Regions from separate parts of the Mus musculus genome. Here region 2 is linked to region 1. Evidence: chromatin loops called from intact Hi-C (ENCODE). Cell type or tissue: gastrocnemius. All regions are shown on one strand. Links, peaks and the distances in the headings refer to the core of each region. The heading gives the core; the rest is flanking DNA.

What was found. Hi-C counts contacts between places; a loop is a spot of excess contacts. Peaks named below come from ENCODE experiments on the same cell type or tissue, not always from the same donor. Only the 100,000 strongest peaks of a DNase experiment are listed, where the experiment ranks them.
Region 2: a loop joins it to region 1, with 28 times the contacts of the local background. A loop is called at or near these places in 13 of 42 quality-filtered maps.

The regions. Positions count from the first base shown.
Region 1 is chr6:136,325,049-136,329,431 of GRCm38, reverse strand. Eif4a3l1 (eukaryotic translation initiation factor 4A3 like 1) reads right to left here and starts at 1,893. Exons shown (of 2, transcript NM_001142734.1): 1 at 1,784-1,893; 2 at 1-911. The coding sequence starts at 889. In gastrocnemius, for the core only: no CTCF peak of the experiment used is centred there; no DNase peak of the experiment used is centred there.
Region 2 is chr6:136,402,173-136,406,555 of GRCm38, reverse strand. All of the region lies in intron 1 of E330021D16Rik (RIKEN cDNA E330021D16 gene), which reads left to right. Among named protein-coding and RNA genes, the nearest start is that of E330021D16Rik, 11 kb to the left of the region's middle. In gastrocnemius, for the core only: no CTCF peak of the experiment used is centred there; a DNase peak (open chromatin) is centred at 1,880.

The DNA.
Region 1 (4,383 bases), core at 203-4,202:
TTTTCTCTGTCAGCCAGTCAACCTTCCTCTTGGTGATGCAGAAGATGACGGCCTGGGTGATGGTCAGCGTGTCGTAGAGATCACACAGAGTATCAAACTTCCATTCCTCTCTTTCCACGGCCACAAAGAACTGTTTGATGCCTTCCAGAGTCAACTCATCACGCTTCACCAGGATGCGGATGGGGTGGGTCATGAACTTGTTGGTCATCTCCAGGATCTCATGAGGCAGTGTGGCACTGACGAGAACGACCTGTGTGGCTGGTGGCAAATACCTGTACACATCATAGATCTGCTCCTTGAAACCTCTGTTCAACATCTCATCAGCCTCATCCAAAACCAGCATCTTGATAGCCCGTGTCGTTAAACTTCTCCGGCGGATCATATCAAAGACGCGTCCCGGCGTGCCTGCCACCACATGCTGCCCGTAGTCCAGCTTCCGGATGTCCTCCCCGACATTGGTGCCCCCAACGCAGGCATGGCACTGCACGTTCATGTAATCTCCCAGAGCGAGCAGACCCTTCTGAATCTGCACCGCTAACTCTCTGGTTGGAGCCAGGATCAAAGCTTGGGTTTCTCGAACCTGGATATCCAAGCACTGGAGCACTGAGATACTGAAGGTGGCCGTCTTGCCTGTGCCAGACTGAGACTGTGCGATGACATCTCTCCCTTTCATTATCTGCTTGATAGCACGCTGCTGGATCGCTGAAGGTTTTTCAAAACCGTAGGCGTAGATGCCGCGCAGCAGGTCCTCTCGCAGGCCCATGGTGTCGAACGTGGGGGTCGCGTCCACCTCCTCGCTGGTCTCGAACTCCACTTTGGTCATGCCGTCCTCTTTGAGCAGCCGCTTCCGCGCCGAGCCAGACGTCGCCATCCTGGTCGTGGTCGCCATGATCCCGATTCCGCTGAAAGACCTTAAAATTTTTTATTTACTTACATTTCAAATGTAAACCCCTTCCCTGGTTTCCCCTCTGCAACCCCCTATCCCATCCTCCTTTCTTCTATGAGGCTGCTCCCCCACCCACCTACCCACTCCCACCTCACTGCCCTAGCATTCCCATACACTGGGGCATTAAGCCTTCACAGGACAAAGGGCCTCCCTTCCTACTGATGCCTAATAAGGCCCCTTTAGCTCCTTCAGTTCTTCCCCTAGCTCCTTCATTGGGGGTCCCTGGATCAGTTCGATGCTTGGCTGCGAGCATCGGTATTATTGGTCGAGAGCTGGCAGAGCCTCTCAGGACACAGCTGTGTCAGGCTCAGGTCAGCAAGCACTTCTTGGCATCTGCACTAGTGTCTGAGTGTGGTATCTGCATGTGGGATGGATCCCCAGGTGAGGAACTCTCTGGATGGCTTCTCCTTCACTCTCTGCTTCATTCTTTGTCCCTATATTTCCTTTAGACAGGAGCAATTCTGGGTTAAAACGTTGGAGCAGGGTGGGTGGTCCCATCCCTCAAGCGGGGTGTGTGTGTTTGTCGGGTTGCCTAACCTCTGGATATGGTCTCTCCAGGTTCTCCCTCCCCTCTGCATGGTATTTCAGCTAATGTCATCCCTGTAGGGTCCTGGGAGGCTCTTGCTTTCATGGCATCTGGGACTTTCTGGTTGCTGCCCCCAACTCCCCGCCCCCCCCCCCATTGCTACACACCTGTGTTCAATTTCCTGACCCTCTGTACATCTTCTCCATCTCCTCCCATACCTGATTCTTCCTCTCTGTATTAGTCAGGGTTCTCTAGAGTCACAGAACTTATAGATAGTCTCTATATAGTAAAAGAATTTATTGATGACTTACAGTCTGCAGCCCAATTCCCAACAATGGTTCAGTCGCAGCAGTGGTGAATAGAAGTCCAAGGATCTAGTCGTTACTCAGTCTCACACAGGAAGCAGGCAAAGGGCAAGAGCAAGACTCCCTTCTTCCAATGTCCTTATATTGTCTCCAGCAGAAGGTTTATCCCAGATTAAAGGTGTGGTGAAACACACCTTTAATCCCGGATTACCTTGAACTCGGAGATTCAATCTTCTGGAATCCATAGCCACTATGCCTCAAGATCTCCCTACCAAGGTCCAGATCAGAATCTTCCATCTCCAAGACTGCAGATAAGGGTCACTGGTGAGCCTTCCAATTCTGGATTGTAGTTCATTCCAAATATAGTCAAATTGACAACCAGGAATAGCCACTACACCCTCTTTTCCATACCCTCCCTCTCTTCTCTTCCCACCCTCTACTTCCCTTGATTATTTTGTAAGTAGGACTGAAGCATCCACACTTTATCAGTAAGTGCATACCATGTGTGCTCTTTTGTGACTGAGATAGCTCACTCAGGATGATATTTTCTAGATCCATCCATTTGCCTGTTGATTTCATGATGTCATTGTTTTTAACAGCTGCGTAGTACTCCATTGTGTAAATGTACCTACCACACGTTCTGTATCCATTCCTCTGTTTAGGGACATTTGTTTTTTGTTTTTTATTTTTTTTCCTAGCTTCTGCCTATTATAAATAAGGCTGTTATGAATATAGTGGAGCATGTATCCTTATTAAATGTTGGAGCATCTTCTGGGTATATGCCCAGGAGTGGTATAGCTGGGTCCTCTGATAGTACTATGCCCAATTTTCTGAGGAACTGCCAGACTCATTTCCAGAGTGGTTGTGCCAGCTTGCAATCTCATCAGCAATGGGACTAAGTGTTGAACATGTAAGAGTGTTGCTTCTCGGCCATTAGTGATTGTTGCTCCCAGTTGCTATTGATGTTATTTTTATGTTTGTGTGGTTATCTTCTAATGTGTTTGTTGAAAGGAGATTACTTTCTTCCTTTTTCTAGGGTGCAGTGTCCCTCCTTGTATTGGAGTTTTCCATCTATTATCCTTTGTAGGGCTGGATTTGTGGAAAGATATGTGTACCTTTGGTTTTGTCATGGAATAGCTTGGTTTCTCCATCTATGGTAATTGAGAGCTTTGCTGGGTATGGTAGCCTTGGCTGGCATTTGTGATCTCTTAGGGTCTGTATAACATCTGCCCAGGATCTTGTAGCTTTCATAGTCTCTGATTAGAAGTCTGGAGTAATTCTGATAAGGCTGCCTTTATATATTACTTGACCTTTTTCCCTTACTTCTTTTGATATTCTTTCTTTGTTTTGTGCATTTGGTGTTTTGATTATTATGTGACGGGAGGAATTTCTTTTCTGGTCCAATCTATTTGGAGTTCTCTCTTCTCATCCTCTCCACGAATTCTCTCTCTCTCTCGTTCTCTCTTCCCCCACTCCTCTCTCTCCCTTCCTATGGTGACTTCTCTAGCCTCCTTCCTTGGGGTTCCCAGAGAGCAAGCCTCAGGGTGTCAAGACCATCTGACTCTATAGCCCAGGCCAGTAACTGTCAGGAACTGGGCATGTGAGAAGTTGATCTATAAGTGATCTGGGTAGGGACACTGATAGTTGGGGACTGTAGCAGTGGGTATATAGAAAGAAAGGAGGTGCTGTTATCCTGACCTCGGATGTTTAGCCATTAAGTGTTTTTATATGTCTGTGATTTAAGATTGTGAAAATGATTGTGGTTTCACAGCATATGCCGTGTGTAATTTGATTGAGCAGGTAGCCGACCCTGAGTACTAAATCTAACTTCATCATCCTGGTTGCCTTCACTGTAACAGACATTTAGAGTCAGTGACTGGTGGTACAGCCTTTGGGCTGTAATAGTAAAGCTATTGCTGCAGACTTGGGTCGAACAGAACCCACTGCGTTCCACTGGAGAGCCTCTCCTCCAGAGCTGGCCCATGACCCGTGTGGTGATGACGTCATCAGAGTTGTTATTTAGTGCCTGTACTCTACAGCTTCAGGATGGGGACATGGGGGATGGAACGTGGGTCATGAATTTTTACCATTAATACTCCCCTTTCCTTTCCTCTCTCTTCAGTGCCTCAAAAACTCCTCTGCCTATTGCTGCTCTTCCCTTTCTCCCTCTACCTTCTTTTTCCCTCTCTTTCCCCTCCCCCTTTCCTCCCTCTTCTGTCTCCCCTTCTCCTCCCTCTCCCTTCTTTTCCCTTCTCCCCTTCTCCTCCCTCTCCCCCTCTCCTCCCCCTCTCTTCTCCTCCCCCTCTCCTTCTCCTCCCCCTTCCCTCTCCCCTCTCCTCCCCCTCTCTTCTCCTCCCCCTCTCTTCTCCTCCCCCTCTCTTCTCCTCCCCCTCTCTTCTCCTCCCCCTCTCCTCTCCTCCCCCTCTCCTCTCTTCCCTCTCTTCTCTCCTCCCCTCTTTCCTCCCTCTCTCCTCTCCTTTCCTCTATCCTCTCCTCCCTCTCTCCTCTCTTCCCCTCTTTCCTCCCTGTCTGCTCTCCTCCCCTCCCTCCTCTCCTCCCCTCTATCATCTCCTCCCCTCTCTCCTCTCCTCCCCTCTCTCCTCTCC
Region 2 (4,383 bases), core at 132-4,131, 77 kb before region 1:
TCTCCATCATCTCCATCATCTCCATCTCCATCTCCATCATCTCCATCTCCATCAACTCCATCTCCATCTCCATCTCCATCAACTCCATCTCCATCTCCATCTCCATCATCTCCATCTCCATCATCTCCATCTCCATCATCTCCATCTCCATCTCCATCTCCATCTCCATCATCTCCATCTCCATCTCCATCTCCATCTCCATCTCCATCTCCATCTCCATACTCTCCCTTTTCCACCATCTCCATCTCCATCATCTCCATCTCCATCTCCATCTCCATCTCCATCATCTCCATCTCCATCTCCATCTCCATCTCCATCTCCATCTCCATCTCCATCTCCATCTCCATCTCCATCTCCCTCTCCCTCTCCATCTCCATCTCCCTCTCCCGGTCCCTCTCCTGGTCCCTCTCCCGGTCCCTCTCCCGGTCCCTCTCCCGGTCCCTCTCCCGGTCCCTCTCCCGGTCCCTCTCCCGGTCCCTCTCCCGGTCCCTCTCCCGGTCCCTCTCCCGGTCCCTCTCCCGGTCCCTCTCCCGGTCCCTCTCCCGGTCCCTCTCCCGGTCCCTCTCCCTGTCCCTCTCCCTGTCCCTCTCCCTGTCCCTCTCCCTGTCCCTCTCCCTGTCCCTCTCCCTGTCTCTCCCCTGTCCCTCTCCTGTCCCTCTCCTGTCCCTCCTCTCCTGTCCCTCCTCTCCTGTCCCTCCCTCTCCTCTCCCCTCCCCTCCCCTCCCCTCCCCTCTCCTCCCCTGTCCCTCTCCTGTCCCTCTCCTGTCCCTCTCCTGTCCCTCCTCTCCCCTCTCCTCTCCTCTCCTTCCCCTCTCCCCCTCTCCCCCTCTCCCCCTCTCCCCCTCTCCCCCCCTCCCCCCCTCCCCCGGTCCCTCCCCCGGTCCCTCTCCCGGTCCCTCTCCCGGTCCCTCTCCCGGTCCCTCTCCCGGTCCCTCTCCCGGTCCCTCTCCCGGTCCCTCTCCTCTCCCCTCCCCTCCCCTCCCCTCCCCTCCCCTCTCCTCCCCTCTCCTCTTCTCTCCTTCCCCTCTCCCCCTCTCCCCCTCTCCCCCTCTCCCCCCTCCTCTCCTCTCCTCTCCCCTCTCCTCCTCTCCTCTCCCCTCTCCTCCCCTCCCCTCCCCTCCCCTCCCCTCTTCTCTCCTCTCCCCTCTCTCTTCAGTGCCTCAAAAACTCCTCTGCCTATTTCTACCCTTCCCTTTCTCCCTCTACCCTCTTTTTCCCTCTCTTTCCCCTCCCCCTTCCTCCCTCTTCTCTTCTTCCCCTCCCCTTTTCTCCCTCTTCTTCCCCTCCCCCTCCTCCCTCTTGTCTTCTTCCCCTACCCCTTCCTCACTCTTCTTTTCCTTCCTCTTCTTTGTGAGACAGGATCTGTAACTCAGGTTGGCCTGGAAGTAACTATACCCCTCTCTTTCTGTCTCTCTCTGTCTCTCTCTGTCTCTCTCTATCTGTCTCTCTGTCTCCCTCCCCTCTCTCTGTCTCCCCTCTCTCTGTCTCCCCTCTCCTCCCTCTCTCCTCTCCTCCCTCTCTCCTCTCCTCCCTCTCTCCTCTCCTCCCTCTCTCCTCTCCTCCCTCTCTCCTCTCCTCCCTCTCTCCTCCCTCTCTCTCTCCCCTCTCTCCTTCTCCCTCTCCTCTCTTTCTGTCTCCTCTCTCTTCTTTCTCCTCTCTCCTCCTTCCTCCCCCCACTCTTTCTCGTGAAAGGGAAATATGATATTCCATTCAATCCTTTACTTACAGGAATACTTTTTGAAATAAAGGGACACAGGAAAGAAATAGATTAGAATGCCTCTCTTGAAAACAGCATGGGGTTGCCTGCCCAGACTTCCCCTTGGCTGAGGGGACAAAGTGACTAGGAGAGGCATGGGAAGCTGCCAGCAAATGCCTCCAGCAGGCAGCAGGGGCTCAGCCCTGTTTTCCTCCAAGGCCACCTCCTCCCAGGGAGGGCAGCCCACTGCTCAGGGTGAAGGTGGAAATGTGGGCTTTTCTGTACCTTCTGGGACAACCGTGGCATTGTCTCTTCCTTTCAAGAAGCTGAGCTGCAATTCTCTAATTATTCTGTCTTTTATAAATGACATGCATGTTTATTAACACATTATGAATTATGACTTGATCTACAAATATTTTGGCCCAATACCTCATTCAAATAAATTAAGAAACACTCCTTAAAAATACCTAGAAAACCTTTCTCTCCCATTCTCTTCTCCTGTCTCTCCCTGCCCTCCCTTCTCTTATTCGTTTTCTTCTTCTTTTTGTGTTTTTTAAAAGGATTGTATTTTTATTTAAAATTGTGTATATGTTGTGTCTTTGTGCATGAGGAGGCATTTCCCAGCCAATATTTTGTGTTCTCTCCAGTTAAGAATTCTAAAATATAGCTCGGACTATCTATCTATCTATCTATCTATCTATCTATCTATCTATCCATCCATCCATCCATCTATCCTGCATGCCCATCCACCCTCTACCCACCCATCCACCCTCTACCCACCCATCCACCCTTCTACCCACCCATCCACCCTTCTACCCACCCATCCACCCTTCTACCCACCCACCCACCCTTCTACCCACCCACCCTTCCACCCAGCCATCCACCCTTTCAACCCATCCATCCATCCATCCATCCATCCATCCATCCATCCATCTAAGACAGGGTCTTACTATATATATGGTCCTGGATGGCCTAGAAATTGCTATGCACACTGGATTGACCTTGAACTCACTGAGATTAGCCTGCCCTGTTCTTCAGAGTTCTGGGATTAAATACATGTGCTCAAATTATCTTTATTTGTTTGTTTTGTTTTTTTCGATACAGGGTTTCTCTGTATAGCCCTGGCTGTCTTGGAACTCACTTTGTAGACCAGGCTGGCCTTGAACTCAGAAATCCGCCTGCCTCTGCCTCCCAGGTGCTGGGATTAAAGGTGTGCGTCACCACGCCCAGCTCAAATTCTTTTTAAAAAAAATAATATAGTTTTAATTTTATATGCATTAGTGTTTTCCTGCACATATGTTTGTGTGAGGGTGTCGGATCAGCCGGAACTGCAGTTTAAGACAGCTGTGAGTGACTGTGTGGGTTCAAGGCCTTGGACCGGGGACCTCTTGAAGAGCAGCAAGGGCTCGTAAGTGCTGAGCCATCTCAAATTGTCTCTTAAAATGAAAATCTGATTAGTTACTGTGGTGGTTTGATTAAGAATGGCGTCCACAGATTCATATACTTGAAGCTTTGTCATTAGGGCCTGGCACTATTTGAGAAAGATTAGGATTTGTGGCTGAGAGGGTGTGACCTTGTTGGAGGAGGTGTGTCACTTGTGGTAGGCTTTGATTTTTCAAAAGCCCACACCAGGCCAGTCTCTCCCCTCTTCTCCTTTTCCTCCTCTTCCTCGTCGTCCTCTCTTCACCTGCTTCCATGCTGAAATAATGTAATGACCTCTGAAACTGTAAGTCAGCCCCAATTAAGGGCTTTATTTTAATTTTATTATTTTTTCTTACAAGAGCTGCCTTGGTCATGGTGTCTCTTCCTAGCAATAGAACAGGAACCACGGTGCTCATTTATCTTCCTAAATCCCAAGGACTTTCTTCCTGTTGCTCTTAAGACAAAGACCACACTTCTGAGGTAGAGGCAGGAGGGTTGTAAAGGGTTGTGTTGTTGTTTATTTGTTCTTGTTTTCTGAGACGGTGTCATGAGACTGGCCTCACATTTACTGCTCAACTGATCCTCCTGCCTCTCTCTCCTGAACACTGAGATTACAGATGTGTACCACTGTCCTGGTTAGATTTCTGACAACTTGGCAAAAACTACAGTCATCTGAGATGAGGGAGCCTCAATGGAGAAAATATCCCCATCAGACTATTCTCCAGGCAGCCTGTGGGGCACTCTTTTCACTGGTGATTGATGTGGGATTAAAGCTGTATACCTACCACACCTGGTCCAGCCTTCCCTTCCCCTCCCCTCCCCTCCCTTCCCCTCCCTTCCCCTCCCCTCCCCTCCCCTCCCCTCCCCTCCCCTCTTCACCTATTCCATACGTGTATGGGTATTTTCCTTGCATGTATATCTGCAAACCACATGCATTCCTGGTGCCCATCGAGGCCAGAAAACAATATCAGGTCTCCTGGAATTAGAATTACAGACAGTTGTAAGTTTTTATGTTGGGTACTGGGAATTAAACCCTGGTGAGTGCTCTGAACTGTTGAATCTTCTTTCCAGCCCTGGCTTTCTCTCTTTCTGAAACAGCCTTATTCTATAGTCCAGGCATAACCATAACTCATGATATAGCCTGCATGAGTTGGCCTTGAACTCATAGCAACCCTCCTGCTTCAGCTTCTCAAATGCTGGGATTATAAGTATGCACCATGTGGTGTGCTCAGTTTGCACTCATATCAACTTCATATTTAGCTGAG